Regions from separate parts of the Homo sapiens genome. Here region 2 is linked to region 1. Evidence: chromatin loops called from intact Hi-C (ENCODE). Cell type or tissue: sigmoid colon. All regions are shown on one strand.

What was found. Hi-C counts contacts between places; a loop is a spot of excess contacts. Peaks named below come from ENCODE experiments on the same cell type or tissue, not always from the same donor. Only the 100,000 strongest peaks of a DNase experiment are listed, where the experiment ranks them.
Region 2: a loop joins it to region 1, with 4 times the contacts of the local background. A loop is called at or near these places in 20 of 110 quality-filtered maps.

The regions. Positions count from the first base shown.
Region 1 is chr21:34,741,460-34,749,459 of GRCh38, reverse strand. LINC01426 (long intergenic non-protein coding RNA 1426) reads right to left here and starts at 3,635. Exons shown (of 3, transcript NR_038885.1): 1 at 3,444-3,635. LOC107985515 (a long non-coding RNA gene) reads right to left here. Exons shown (of 3, transcript XR_001755016.1): 3 at 5,522-6,829. RefSeq lists enhancers at 2,254-2,548, 2,755-3,254, 3,255-3,756. In sigmoid colon, a CTCF peak has its summit at 3,812; DNase peaks (open chromatin) are centred at 3,371, 3,749 and 5,441; H3K27me3 peaks cover 731 bases.
Region 2 is chr21:35,612,415-35,620,414 of GRCh38, reverse strand. No RefSeq gene overlaps it. Among named protein-coding and RNA genes, the nearest start is that of MIR802, 100 kb to the left of the region's middle. In sigmoid colon, a CTCF peak has its summit at 4,089; no DNase peak of the experiment used is centred here.

The DNA.
Region 1 (8,000 bases):
CGAGACTTCGTCTCAAAAAAAAAAAGTAATGAGATGTCATTTTTCTCATATAAACTATAAAAATATTTTGTAATTAAGTGATACTGAGTGTTCCCTTGGGTGGAGAAGACACATGGTACAATGTTTCAGAAGAGCATTGGATTCTGCTTATCTAAAAATGTTTTCATGGGCATCCTTTAACCCAGCATTTTCACTTGTAGAATTTTATCCTGGGGAAAGAATCCAACAGATGTATAAAGATACTTTTTCCAGAATGATTATCACTTCAGTGCTAATAACAGCAAAAAATTTGAAGCACCTAAATAAGCGACAATGGAGGGCTGATTAAACAAATTTTGCAACATGTATGAGTCAAAGTTTATTAAGCACCCATTTAAAAAGATGGAAGTGAATATTTAACAGAATGGAGAACACGGCACGTGAAGAGAAAGGTCACAAAACAATGTGCTCTTCATAATTTTTACTTCAAAGTAGGTATGGGTGTATATGTGTGTGTGTAGAGATTTATATAGCTGATGAACATCAGTCAAAGGGGACCATTTTTCTGTCTGAATGGTGGATGATGGGTGATGTTAATTTTGTTCTTGGTACTTCTCACTATTTTTTTAATTTTCTATTAATAGAAAACCTGGTAGCCCTTAAAGAAAATACACTGTTCTCATAGGCAATAGAGGTTTAAATGAAGAAAATCCCAGAAAGCAGTGTTCTTTCCTGCTGAGTTTAGCGTTCAACATAAACAAAAAACTGATAGCCCCCTGGCAGGATTATGTAGGGTTGGACAGAACGATGGGTGAAAACGTCTGGCGTGAGATAGACAAGTTGGCCAAGGTGGTTGTTCTCTGAGATCTCCCTAATGACACCACACACACACACACACACACACACACACACACACACACACAGTGCCTCTTGCTACACCACACTGATCTAATCCAATCCAGTCTCTTGGGAGTTTGAGATTAGACAGACACCAAGAGTTGAGACTGGGGCATGGGAAGGCAGGTCCCCGAGAGAGGGACACCTGGCCACAGAAGGGCCAACTCAGTGCCCCAAGGTCACCTCTGAGCCCATGAAATGCGTCTCCTTCCAGTACTTCCCACTTTTAGTTACACCGAGATTAAACTGATAAACCAGAATCCATTTCTGTGGTTTGTAACCAAAAGAGCCTCACCGGTGCCCAACCGCTTTGAAGAAGTTAGACTCCTTTCCCAGCTTTGTCCATTTCTTCCCCGGCACATCTGTTCTCTCAGCAAGCGAGGCTGGAAGACACACCATTGGCAGAGCACTGTGCTCAGCGCCTTTTAGACTTTCACGTGGAGTAATATCACGTCGAGGTCTTGCCGTTGAGGTTGTCGTAATGCAGCTACAGGAGTTGTGTGGGCTCTTTAAAAATGACATGAAGCAGGGCACAGTGGCTTACGCCTATAACCCAGCACATAGGGAGGCCAAGGCAGGCAGATCACTTGAGGTCAGGAGTTCGAGACCAACTGGCCAACATGGTGAAACAGCGTCTCCACTAAAAATACGAAAAGTATCTGGGTGCGGTGGTGGGTGCCTGTAACGTCAACTACTCAAGGGGCTGTGGCAGGAGAATCACTTGAACCCAGGAGGCGGAGGTTGCAGTGAGCCGAGATCATGCCACTGCACTCCAGCCTGGGTGACAGAGTGAGACTCTCTCTCTGAAAAAAAAAAAAAAAAATGACATGAAACTGACTCATCAGAGCTCCATCAGGCCACGGGCTACAAATGTGGCTGGGCCACGTAGACAGAAAGACACACGGCCCTGGTGTAGGAGAGGAAAACACACTGTTTTCAGGGAGGTGGAATTAGGGGTTTCCCTGTCCCTTCTCTCTCAAAGCCTTTTCCAATGAATCTAGAATTTTTAGTTTCTTAATAATGTTCCTGTTGCTCTTCCATCTGGATGCAAAGGAGATCTATTCACGACATCTCCAAGAATGAACTCCATAAGAGCAGCAGAGTGGTCAAGGCCTACTTTCCCAGGGGTTCATTTTCTTTTTGCCTTTTTTTTTTTTTTTGAGACAGAGTTTCACTCTTGTTGCCCAGGCTGGAGTGCAGTGGCACAATCTTAGCTCACTGCAACCTCTGCCTCCTGGGTTCAAGGAATTATCCTGCCTCAGCCTCCCAAGTAGCTGGGATTACAGGTATCCACCACCATGCCCGGCAATTTTTTTTTTTTTTAAGTAGAGACAGAGTTTCACCATGTTGGCCAGGCTGGCCTTGAACTCCTGACCTCAGGTGATCCACTCGCCTCGGCCTCCCAAAGTGCTGGGATCACAGGCGTGAGCCACCGTGCCCGACCAAGGTTCATTTTCAATGCTGTTGACACGAAGGCTAAGATCACAGGGGAGGTCACAATTTTAGGATCTCAGCTTTTAGAATGCTGTCTTTTTAACCCCTTCAGCATTTCCATCTTATTGGAAAAGGGCAGGCAGGAGGGCAGATGGGAGGGAGGGAGGCAGTTGGGCTTTCTTCCTGTCCAGGGGCCAGCTCTGCCTTCCTGGTCCTCACTCCCAGCCCCACTCCTTCCTTCCCCTGTTCTGTGCCTCTCCTATCTACTCCTTCCACATCCCTAGCCACCTCACAGGCTCTTCATGGGGCTCAAGTGAGATAATGCAGGGTGTGAAATTCTTTGTCAATGAACGCATCAACTCTACGTTCCATTTGCTGTCATTATCTCCTGTATCTTTGTTCCACTTGTGCAGGTGATTTGTCCCCCCGCCAGTCCCCGTCCCCTCACCCCCAGTTTCATGGATAAGGACCAGCTGTAGACTCTGCCAGGCCCTGGGCAGTGTTGGTATCGTGCTTGGAGGTGCTGCTCAGTTATGCAACCCACCCTCCTCCCCCAGCCAGAGCCACAAAGCCACTAGGGCACTGTACCAGTTTGTTTATTTATTTATTTTTGAGATGGAGTCTCCCTCTGTCACCCAGGCTGGAGTACAGTGGCACGACCTTGGCTCACCACAACATCCGCCTCCCAGGTTCAAGCGATTCTCCTGCCTCAGCCTCCCGAGTAGCTGGGATTACAGGCGCATGATGTCACGCCTGGCTAATTTTTGTATTTTCAGTAGAGTCGGGGTTTTACCATGTTGGTCAGGCTGGTCTCAAACTCCTGACCTCAGGTGATCCACCTGCCTTGGCCTCCCAAAGTGCTGGGATTACAGGTGTGAGCCTCTGCTCCCAGCCCCACCGTGTTTAGCTTGGTTAGGCACAGAGCCTTGCATGAACCAGCACCTCGGGGACCCCATGACGAGGTCAGAGCGGGTGAGAGGCACGCACCAGTGTGACTGAGCCACTCGCTGGGACTCTGGGGGCAGCGTGGTGGGGCTTGAGATCAAGGAAGTGCCTGCAAGTGGATTCAACGATGAGACACTTCCCCGGCCCACAGGGTGGAGGGGTTGGCTGGAGGGGTTGCCTGTACTTACCAGAGACGGTCCCCGAGCGAGCTTGATAAGCTGAAAGAGACGCTCAGGAGAGCCCTGACAGAGCTCCCCAGGCTGGAAAGGACAGAACTCCCCACCGGAACTTTCATTTTCAAAGTTCAGCACCTCAGTTAAGTAATTAATAGGTCTGGTCACGTTCACAGCTCTCCAAAAGAGACTGATGGAGCTCTGCTTTTCCTCCGGAAGTGCTTTCATGGCAAGCCCAGAGAAGCCCCCTAGGAGGCAGCCTGTCATCCAATAATCACTTCCTCTCTCAGGCCCAAATTCCAAATCAGCTCAGCAATGGGCAGGGCGGCCCTGAGCCACGTCCAGAGGTTGGGATTTGCTGACTCCTGGAGGATATTCTGAGTATAGCAAGTAAGTGAACTCGCACAAACAATGCGTTCAGCAATGGGAAGAAAACAGCTGTTTTTGTCCGAGAAGTGTCTGGCATACCCAAGACTTCTTAAAGAGAGGAAAATATTAACCTAGAGCATAACAACCCCTTTCTCTTTTCAGTCAAAACCTAGACAGACTGTGTTGATATTAAGTTAACAAGTTCCATGGGCTAATACCTTCCGAATGAAATGAGAGGGTTCTTAAATTAATAGATGAAAACTCCCCTTCATACATCAGAGAACTAAGGAAAGGTAATTGCCCCCAATATTTATTTTCGATTTGGAAAATCCAAAGCAAGAAGGCTTTGAAGAAGTCAAGATCTGATTATAATTCTAGGCTCGGTGCCAATGGGATAAATTATCTGGCAACTTTTTTTGCACAGTTATTGATTCTATTTGTCTCTGACGCCAAGCGCCCAGCATGGCACAAAGCCTCACAAAGTGCTCCGAAAAGGGTGTCATCCCCACACCGTTGATAAGGCTCAGAGTCTCTCCACGGCCATAATGCAACCCCCTCCTCCCCAGGGGGCTGTTGGCACCTCAACCCACTAAGGGATCAGGAAGTAGAGTTTGCCAGTGAGGAGCCTGGAGACTTCAAGCCTGTTTGGCCTTGGTGTTCTTGTGATTTAGTGCCCTGGACTGGCAGGTCTAGGGACTTTTTGCTCTAGACAAACTTTTTAAATAGGCCAGGTGCAGTGGCTCAAACCTGTAATCCCAGTGCTCTGGGAGGCTGAGGTGGGAGGGTTGCTTGATCCCAGGAGTTTGAGGCTGCAGTCAGCCATAATCACACCACTGCAGCCCAGCCTGGGAGACAGAAGAAGACCTTGTTTCAAAAAAAATTTTTTTAATAAATATAAATTTAAAAAATAAAAAATCCCAACACATGCACACACATACATGCACACACATACATGCACACACACACATGCACACACATACATATATATGCATGTGCAAAAGGTATGCCCAAGCTATACTCTCTTTATTTGAGTTTTAATTTACAGAAGTTTTCAACCTGGCCAGGCCTGGAATCATGGAGAATGGGCTGGGAATGGGTCTGCAGAGGTTCCCAAGGACATGTTTGAAAAGCATCCTCCACCTGGGAGAGCTGGGTCAGAATTAGCACACTCTAGGAGAGTTGGGGAACAGCTAAGAGCGGGGCACACCAGCTCGACTAACTGAGCCTGAGCCAGTGGGAAAGTCCTCATAGCAGTGGTCACTGGAGCACGAAACAGGGACATGGCTGGCTGGGGCTCCTTCCTCCGCCCCTCCCCAAGCACAGGTGGGCATGCCGTGGTGGGGCTGGGAAAAGGCCTATGGCCAGGGAAGCGCAGGATGACAACAAAGGAATGGTCAAGGCCTAACAAACAGAAACAGCGATGCAAATTGCCTAGGAGATGGAGCGGCAGTCACTGGAGCTGGCGTTGCCCAGACTTTGGTTGGCTTCAGGGTGACAGTTCAAGAAGGCAGCTCCTCCTGTGGGCCAGTGAGCTTGCTCCAAGAGCAGCCCTTTCCAGCTGACGCCCAGAGTGACCCAAAGGCTCTCCCGGAAAGTCCGGTTCTAAGACGATACAGCTGCCCGTCATGGAGCAACCTGCCCAAAACCACAGGGGGAAAAAAATCCAATAACCAAATCCCGGTGACCACACCCTGTCTGCAGTTACTCAGAACTCACTGGCCAAGGTCCAGGGAGCAGACCGAGTCAGGCTGAAGTCTATCCACATTTAATTTTCAATTGAAAATGGAAACAAGTCAAGCCAAGACAAACCCAGGGCCTGATTTAACAGCATCTACTGCCATGGCAAAGACATTGTCATGTGGGGTGCCACAGATCAGCCACCACCACCCCAGGGAAAGGTTGACACCACCACATCCAGACACTTTTCACTCACCTTTCATATAGAAGCTCATCCACTGCATAGCAGCTCAATGGTATTGTTACTGTTATGTTCTTTTTACAGGTGAGAAAACTGAGGCACAGGTTAAGTGACTCACTAAGCTCTCACTGTAAATGGTGGGGCAGGTTTGAACCCATGTGTCTGGCTCTTTGGTTCTACATGCGTTAATTCTGATTATAGTGAACGTCTGAATGGCTAGAAATATTTGGAGATTGTGCCCGGATGACAGCTGCAGAGAAGTGACCGTGGCTGACCCTGGACAGCAGTGCTTGGTCTTGCTGGGAATCGTCAGGTCCTCTGCCAGGCTTTCCTGGGGAGCACCAGGTGAAGTATCATGGATTTGAGGTCCTCTGTACTGGAGGCAGGACGCAGACACCAAGAACACCTCCAGGCAGGTGCTGATTCGCCGGCGGAACATTTGCAATGTGCTCACCCCTGTTGTGGGTAGGGGATGTGGGAATATTTGCACTATTGGGTTATACAGGGCTCAGAGGGGAAGGCATCGTGGAAAAGGATTTGGCTTGAGGAAGGAACACAGGAGACATGGCCATGCCATAAGAAGGAAGATGCCTCCCTTTAGATCAGGATTTGACATCAGAAAAGAAGAGATCACTCCAGTGAAGGGCCAGGAGACCTGCCTCCCAGGGCAGAGAACTCCCCGCTCCAGCCCCTCCTGGGGGGACCCTCTCCAGCTGCAGACCCCATGGTGGGTGATCAGGGATGTGATACCTTAGATGGGTCCCACATCCCCTTCAGACGCTAATGGTGTTTGGCTTTAGCCGACAATGCTCCTCCAGGGTGTGGCCTCATTTCCAATGTCCAGCGTCCTGGAGTCTCGAGGTAGAACCTTGAGGACTACCCTTGTTGCCCAATCTCATGTTTCCCTCTAAGGGAAAGGCTCATGTCCCCACTGCCAGGCAGCCTCTGACACAGGGGACTCTTGTAAGCAAGTCAACACACAGCATGGATGTGTGGAGGGACTCAGAGGTCTCTTGGTTGTGTCCCCTGTATCGAATCCCGCTTGCACAAGGAACTTGACTTCTCTGAACATTTATTTCCTCCTCTAAAAGATGGCCACCATTAGGCTGGGCACCTATGTTAAGTAGAATTTTAAAAGATTGATTTAGTGAAATATATACAATAATAATAGGCTTGGCCCAGGGTTTGCAGGGAGAGCGCGAGCTTTGGGAGGATGCGACACATTTTTGGGTATTAGAAGATGACAGCAGGCAGAAGCAAGATACCCTAGAGGATAGGCCAGGAGGTCCCCTCTGAAGTCTGCCTGTCTGGAGACTTGCAAGGCAAGAAGCAGGTGAACGAGAAACAGGTGAAGGTGGAAACAGCTCTCCCCTCCTGGCGACTCCTCTCCTGGGGTAGCCGGTGCTCCTGGGTGTGTGTTGAGCCTACTGCGTAGAACTTGGTCTGATCAGATACAAAGGGAGAAGCAGGAGTGACAGGCACAGTGGAAAGCTGAGCACCCCACAGACCTGAATTTGTATCTTTGTTTAGATGCTCACCAGCCATGGACCTTCAGACAAATTCTGACTTCCCATCTGCAAAGTGGGGTCAAGAGTCCTTAGAATGTTTGAGTGAAGAACACAAGATAGAATGCATTAAATGCCTGGCACACAATCCATCCATTCATCCTTGGGTTTTCCCTCTTTTTTTCATACTTATTTCTATTTGTATTTTTTAGAAATAGTGTCTTGCTCTGTTGCCCGGCTGGAGTGCAGTGGCGAGATCATAGCTCAATGCAGCCTTGACCTCCTGGGCTCAAGCAATTCTCCCACCTCAGTGAGGGGGTCCATGTGTGTTCCAGCATGTGTGCATGTTTTGGAGGAGAACCTTTCAAGAGGTTAAGAGCCACTGCTCTGAAAACAACTTTTCCCTCAAAGACCACCACAGTCAGGCATGTAGTATGTCTTGGGGGTGGTCCCGGTATAGCAGTACCTGGGGGTACATGAGTGTGCAAAAGTGGTGGCATTTGTGGCGGCATGAGAACACACCAAGTTGGGCTAAACCTTACTTTTACAAGTAATATGCACCAGGCTCTTGTTACCAAGCACTTTTGGAGCACTATCTTCCTGTGTGCTAATATATCCAAACACTGGCCATCGCAGATATTTTTGTTAATAGATCTATTATGCAGGCGGAGGCCTTGACAATCAGAGATTTTGTGGCTAGTCCAAGATTGCTCAGCTGGTAGCCTGGTGGCCTGTTATGCAGAACCCCTGCCTTCAGGTGACACTTGGTCCCACAGGCTT
Region 2 (8,000 bases), 870 kb before region 1:
AATCTAATTAATAACATGCATTTATCTAAACTTGCCAGCTGATAGGAAATGATCTATTTTACAAAATAAGTTAGTCTCAGTGTTCTGAACATTGAGTCTCATGTCTGGCTTTTACATGTAGGACTAAAATAGAAAGTTTAAAATCATGATTTAACTTACAGTTTTTAAAATTTTATTTTTAAATTGACAAATAATAAATTATGCATATTCATGGGGTACATAGTGATGTTTTGATATATATACTGTATGTAATCAGATCAGAGTAAGTGGCATATCCATCATCTCAAACATTTATCACTTACAGATTTTTTTTAAATCATAGGAAGCTAAGCATAACAGTCTGACTTTGCCTTAAATGATGACATGGTACATGAATATTTTTGAGCTTGCATTACCCTGCAAAGCTGGATAGACATGAGTGTTGTCCCCATTGCTGGGTTTCTTGCAGGAGCATCATTGTGGTCAGAAATAAACAAAGGAAAGAAGGTAATTAGAGTAGTGAATCTCTTTTGTGAAGTAGACTTTGTTTAATAAGTGAGGATAATCTCAGACAAAAGTTAGAAGGAGGCCATTAAACTCCTGTTGCTTAAATAACCATTATCCTGGAATAAACAATCATTCCAGAATGAAAGCAAAATAAGAGAAGATTTCAAACAAATATTAGATGAATTTACTGCTACTAGATCCTCACTGAAATAACTCTAATGAGTGTATTATACTTAGGGAAAAGTAACACAGTAAGAATGGGAAATACAGGGGAAACTGTAGATGAGGCTGTAAGAGGAACAGGCGAATTGTTAAGGGCCATCCCATTTGGGATTTCAACTTGATCTTTATAGCAAAGACTATAGAATGTTTTTAATTGTGGAAGAGTCAGTCGCACTGCTCACTGAATAATGGTTGGCAGGCAGTGAGATAAGGAGGAAGAAAGACTGGTTAAGTGGATGTAAAGGTTATCCATGCAGGAAATGATGATGACATCTCCCAGGCAGTGGAGATGGATTCTAGAGGTGTGGAGTCAGACCCAGAGGGTTTACAGATATTGTCAGGATGACTGGATAAGAGGGTTGAGGCTATGACAGTTGTAAGGATGACTCAAGTCTTTCCCTTGAGTTCTTGGTGGTAGCATTTACTGGATTGAGAAGAAGAAAGGGTTTGGAGGAAGTGGTTCGCTTTTGAACACATTGAATTTCAGAGGCTTGTAAGACAGGCAAGCAGAGATGGGCTTCATAAAACCCCAATAAGTTGGTGTTATTAGATGATTTAGAATGCTTCAGTATGCTGGTTGTATGGTGACCCCTCTCTCTCTTAAATTATATTCTTCCAACTACTAGTGAAGTTCACAACTTTCATTTGTTTATCAGCCATTCTGGTTTGCTGTTTTGTCAATTGCCCATGAACTGCCTTTGCCAGATGCTGTAGATTGTTTATTTAGCCAACACTTTTCTCCTTTCATTTTTGTGAAAAGTGACCCAATTTAGTTAAAGTGTGAAGAGACAATGTGCTAAGAAAGGAAGACAGGTCTTCCTCATTGTGGATGAACAATGATTGATGGTCATCAGACTCATTTATTTTATTTTATTTTATTTTTTAATTGACAAATAATAATTGTACATATCCATGAGGCACATGGTGATGTTTCAATGCATATAATATATAATCATCAGATCAGGGTAATTAGCATATCCATCATCTCAAACAGTTATCATTTCTTTGTGTTGGTAACATTCAATATCCTCCTTCTAGTTATTTGAAACTGTATATTATTGTCAACAATAGTCATCCTACAGGGGTATAGAACACTAGAACTTATTTCTCCTATCTAGCCATAATTTTGTGTCCTTCAACAAATCTCTCCCTATTCCTTGCTTCCCCAGACCTATTTCTGACCAAGAAGACCTAAGAGAAAGTCTCTTTTGTAGCTATTTGTGTTGCTCACGTCTTCTCCAGTATTTGGCTTCTAGATTTCACTCTGTTTATGGTGCCACACAGAGATTTCAAATTTTAATATAGCAAAAAAGTGTATCACTCTTTTCTTTGTTATGTGTCATTTCTGTGCCTTGGTTTAGAAATGCTTCTCTGCCTTGGAGTTCTAAAACAAATCTCTATTTTTCTTCCATAAATGTTAAATTTAGAAAACCTTTTCAAATTCATCTGGAATTTATTTTTTTGTAACTGGAATGAAAGAAAGTTGTTTTTTTCCAAATGGATAGTCAGTCAACCCAGAACCATTTTTTGAATAGTTCATTCTTTCCCCACTGGTTTATATGACCTTCTGCCATATGTGAAATGCACATGCATATGTTGGTCTGTTGTTAATCTCTCTAATCAGTTCATCTGAGCTATTCCTTTACCTCTATTTCTTTGCTCTGATAAGTTGTAGGTTCTCTTGAATTTTCTAAGTAAATAATCATATAGCCTACAAATAATGACAATTTTATTTCTTCCTTTCTGATGATTATATCAATTATTTTTTTGCCATGCCATGTCATGCTGGCTAGGATCTCTGGAACAATGTCATTTAGTTTTATTTTTTTTAATAGAGATGAAGTCTCCCTATATTACCCAGTCTGGTCTTGAACCGATGAGCTCAAGTGATCTTCTCATCTTGACCTTCTGGTACAATGTTAAATAGAAGAAGCTAGAGTAGGCATTCTCGTTTTGTTCCTGACTTGCTTTGTTGCCTTTAGGAGAATGCTTCTAATTCTTGACTATTTTGTATAATTTGGATAGATTCCATCCATCATATTAAGTGAATTCTTTCCATTCTTAACTTGTTTAGGATACTTGTTTTGTTACCATGCAAGACGTTGAATTTTGCCTTTGTGCTTTTTTTGCATCTATTGTGGTGATCATATAGCTTTTCTCCTGTAATGGGCTGTGAATTATATTTGGAGATTTTTCTAATGTTAACCTAATCCTGTATTGCTGAGATAAATCATACATGGCCATCATGTATTTATTTAAGTCTTATGGATTTAGGTTACCAATATTTTATTTAGGATTTTTGCATTTCTAGTCATAAGATAGATTGATTATTAGCCTATAGTAAATTTTTCTTTTAATGTCCTTGTTTTGGTTCCTAGGTTATATCAGTGTCATAAATTGAGGTAGGGAGCTTTCCCTGGAATAATTTGTGTGAAAGAGAACAGTTTGTGGAATATACCTGCAACGTTATTTGGTTCTTCACACTCTGTCTTTAGTGTTAAGGACAGGATGGGCCAAGGAACCTGCTGTATTATCAGTGGAGGCTTGGTCCTCAATCCACAGCTGATCTTCTGTCTTTGGGATCTAGGCTGGGCTATGAGGATCCCATTTTTCACTTTTTTGCAGATGCTCTTGGCCTTGGGCTCCATTGCCCCATCAAGGCCCAATCAAACACAGACTTAAGACCATTTCATTGTTCTGGTTGAAGGATTTTCAAGAAACCAAGTAACTAAAGTGAGAGGTAACCTAAAGAACATACATGGACGTAAGAGATTTTGATGTGTATTTTCTACCAACCCCAGTAGGGAAATTGGAAGCTTCTACCATAGTTATAAGATGTAATTAACCTGCTGAATAAAACCTTGTCTTCATTTTTCCCTGGGTTTCCATTTTGCAGAAAATTTGGGAAAAAAATCCAATTTTCAGAGCCTATTAAAAAAAAAAAACTAAGTCACGTATTCATTTTTTTTTATCTTGGGAAAAAATGTCTCTATCAGAATTCAGGCTCTCACGGGCATAGGCCCTGTTTATTCCTCTTTGAATTCCTAACATCGAGCACAATGTCTGGTGTGGCACAGGTACTTAGTAAGCGACTGTGTGTTTGAGGATGTTTGTTGTCCAAATTACTTACAACATTGATGTCAAAATCAGGCCAGGCAATGAATATCCTATTTTCAAGGGAGAAAACTAATTTTATTTCTGTTTGAAACTGAAAGTTCTTAAACAAACAAGCAAAATGATGAAAAATTAAGGTGATTGAGAACATTGTTAATACATACTATTTTATCACTTACGCAATATGTAAGCTTCTAATATTAAATGCTCTTTGCTTGTATTCACTGCCTGCATTTCTTATCTTGGCCTTTTGGTGTCATTCTGAGATTAATCTGAAAAGCATATTAAGCAAGGGTGAAATTATTTCCCTGGCTTTGGGTCTTTCTTCCGTCTCTGATTTGAAGTGAAGCTTATTGTGCCCGAAGTGAAGTTTATTTTGCCCGCAGTGAAGCTTACATAACTATCTTTTTCAATGTTGTCCTAACTTTGTGCCTTATGTGATTGGGAAACTTTTAAGTGTAGAGAGCACCAGTGGTAGTAAAATAAGCCCTTTTTTATAGGTAGTCTAGAAAGAGCTTTTTCTGAAATACTTTTTATTACCATGTATGAGAAATTTTAGTGAAAGCAAAACCAAGGTTCTTAAGCCATACTGGGATCTGATTTGTTTTCAATGATCTGTGAAATAGAGGTAACCGCTTTCCATGGGGCTGCAGAGATGATGAACCTCCTAATGCTTCGTCTTTCTGTTCTGCACATGGTCTGGTCACCTATGAATAAGTATGAAAATGCTTCGGACTTGAAGCCCATCGCCAATCCCAGTGCCAGACGTGTGTTTGCTCTTCCCGTTCAACTTGCAAAAGATTACGTGTCTCAACAACTTTTCTCTTTTCCATCATTAATTATGTTTTTCCTTCATTCATCATTTTAAGGCATATGCTTAATAAGATAGACTTTTTTATGCTGTAATAAATAAATTCATAAACAAATAAAATATAAATATTGACCTATAGGGTCACAAGTGAGAAGCAAAAGTTATGAACTCATTGTATTTGGCTGTTATTATGTACACTGTGTATATACCCATTACTATATACCCCGGAAGTTCACAGTTCCTCATTCCTGTAGGCTGCATTCATTCTCAGGAAGGGGAGCTGGACTTGTCTCCTGAATCTTTAAACAACAACACAATCTGAGATAATCATTGTATTAACTCTATTGCTCATGGTATGTCTGCCACTTGCTGGGTACTTGAGTGGTTCAACTTCAAATTTTGTGGCTACAAAGACACAGGAGATCCATTTCTCAAAATATTCCATTTTAATTCTGATCCTATCTGAGCAATATAATAAAGTTTTAAAATAAACTTTCTTAGAAAATTATTTTTTTAATGTAAGCCAAATTAAAATTTCATCCTGCAATTGGCTGCTTTCCATGATGTGAGGTCAATGAGTTTAGTTAAGAACTGTGATGGATCTGAGATCTTCCCCATACTTAGAAGCTAATGAGTTGGCCTGCCACATGCCATGGATGCTGGCAGATGGTGTGAGACCATTATATCAGAGACAAAGGCCTCTATTCCTTTCAGCGCAACAGGCAGCATGAGCATTACTGTGTTGGTTCTCCTTGCCCCCCTAGTCCCATGGTCATGGTACAATGGGGCCTAGATTTTGCTTACACAATCAGTGGGTGGGAACTTTGTACTTAGGGAACCCAAGTCTCATATAATGGGCAGTAAGCATGCCTGCTCTTCATTCCAGAGGGAGGTATTATCTCTATGTTCCAAAGCTGTTTTTCTATACAGACATCCTTGACAAGGTAGTCCAGAACAAAGGCTGGTCAGTGACTCATTTGCAAGATGTGTCATTGAACAATAGGGTAGAATATGCTTTCAGAGCTGTCCTGCCCTAAGGGGAGAAAAGCTGAGTATTTGTCCTCCAACTCCCACTCATTCTGGGCTGAGAGCTGCTCCAGGGACATTAACTTTCCAGCACCTCCAGCCTCCCAGTGGTACACTGTAAGGGTGAATTCCATGAGGGAGGAGGTTGGGAGTTGTCTGTGTTTATATAGCAGGTAAAGAGTATCGCGTCTGACTGTGATATGGACCGTGAGTGCGTGGGGACACTGTTGTAACACTGATGCTATCTGCCACACTCCCCAGTTTTAGTCTCCTCCCCTCTGTTGCAGTAAGAGAAGGACATGACATTTGGGAGGGGCCAGGGATGGAATGATATGGTTTGCATTTGTGTCCCTGCCCAACTCCTATGTCAAATTGTAATCCCCAGTGCTGGAGGTGGGGCCTGGTGGGAGGTGATCGGATCGTGGGAGCAGTTTCTCATGGTTTAGCACAATCTTCTAGGTGCTATTCTCGTGATAGTGAGTGCGGGAATTATGAGATCCTGTGGTTTAAAAGTGTGTAGCACCTCTGCCTTCTCTCTCTTCTTCCTCCTTTGGCCATGCAAAGTACCTTGTTTCCCCTGTGGCTTCCACCATTGTTGTAAGTTTCCTGAGGCCTCCCAAGAATCAGAAGCTTCTATGATTCCTGTACAGCCGGCAGAACCATTAGCCAGTTAAACCTCTTTTCTTTATAAATTACCCAGTCTCAGATATTTCTTTATAGCAGTGTGAGAACAAACTAAGATACCCTCCCAATATCACACATATCTTTTTCCCCTTTAAATCCACTGTTGATTTGTTTGGTCTATCAGAAATGCCCATAGACCTTACATAGCCTGGGTGATATTTTCAAATTTTCTTCATGTCATTCCTCTTAACTAGCTCACTGTCCAACTGCATACCTGTAAGAGAGTGGGCAGGGGGAAGGAGCAAAATACCAAATTCAAAGAAGTCAACTTAGCTACTTATTAATATCTGTGAAAATATTAAGAGCAAAAAATGGGAACTAATTGCTCACATTTGTGTTTTAAAATAACTGTGTCTTTTGTTCCCAATCTCCGTGACCTAAGCCTTGGAAAATCAAGAGTTGGTCCTCAATCAGAGTGTGTCAACAATTATTTTAAGAACAAATTGAGGAAATGTAGGCACAAGTCTTTCATCACCTTTTCACCATGGTTAGATGTATTTGCTCCCTCTCTGACAGTCCCTTCACTTTCAAGCTCTCCAACTGCTTTAGAATCCAGGGTGAAAAATGAAACTTAGTTCCTGCTTTTAAGAAAATGAGAGAATGCACATGACATATTGACAGGTACATTTCCTGGGAGCATAAAAGTATTGAGGATTTTGAGGGAAAAAAACATGCAATCTTGGCCAGTGAGAAGTCCACTAATTCAGAATCGGGGATAAATTTAAAATGCTGGTGAAGTGCATTTATATATTAGGGCTTGAAGCGGGGGAAGGGTTTGCCAAGCAAATTAAAAGTATAAACAAGGGAAATATTTAGTCTTCTTAAGGTTGGAGGCCAACAAAGGTTTCTAAACACATGTAAAACCATTTTGTATTTAAATGCTTCTGTGAATCAGGGAGTGTTCTAATTCCTAATGACTTAAAAATATCTATTATTGAAACCCTTAAAAAATTCTCTGAGACATTCTGCTCTCTCCCTTCCTGAGGCCCTGTCATCCTTGTTACCATATGAACTTGAAATTAAGTTGAATTTGTTTCTGTACTTCAGACTTTTCCAAAACTTTCTGCCCAATTAGGGAAAATTAATGAGGTTTACTGCACTTGGTGTTGATAATCCGTCACCAGCAGACAGTCAGACTTTGTTTCTCCCAAGTTAGTGTTTGAAAGCAGAGAGTTGTTTTTTTAACTTTCCCAAAGTTTAAGGAAACACAATTCTAAGAAGATTGTTTTTTTATTATTCCAAGTGTCCACCACCTTCTCTTTTTTAGTTTGCTTTCTTCGTGCTTTCCTGATGGGCTCTGAGTCTTCCACCTATAAACCAAAAATAAAATTTGAAGTCCCCTCAACTGATTGAATGGATATTCTCTTGGCTAAGAGGGCTCCAGAGTAACCTTGAAAACTGAGTTCTCATCCACGAGGGGATGGGAGGTTGGACATGCCTCATTATACCTCTATGATGGTTAATATTGAGTGTCAACTTGATTGGATTAAAGGATGTAAAGTATTGATCCTGGGTGTGTCTGTGAGGGTGTTGCCAAAGGAGACTAATATTTGAGTCAGTGGACTGGGAAAAGCAGACCCAGACCCTCAATCTGGGTGGGCACCATCTAATCAGCTGCCAGCGCAGCCAGGATAAAAGCAGGCAGGAAAACATGGAA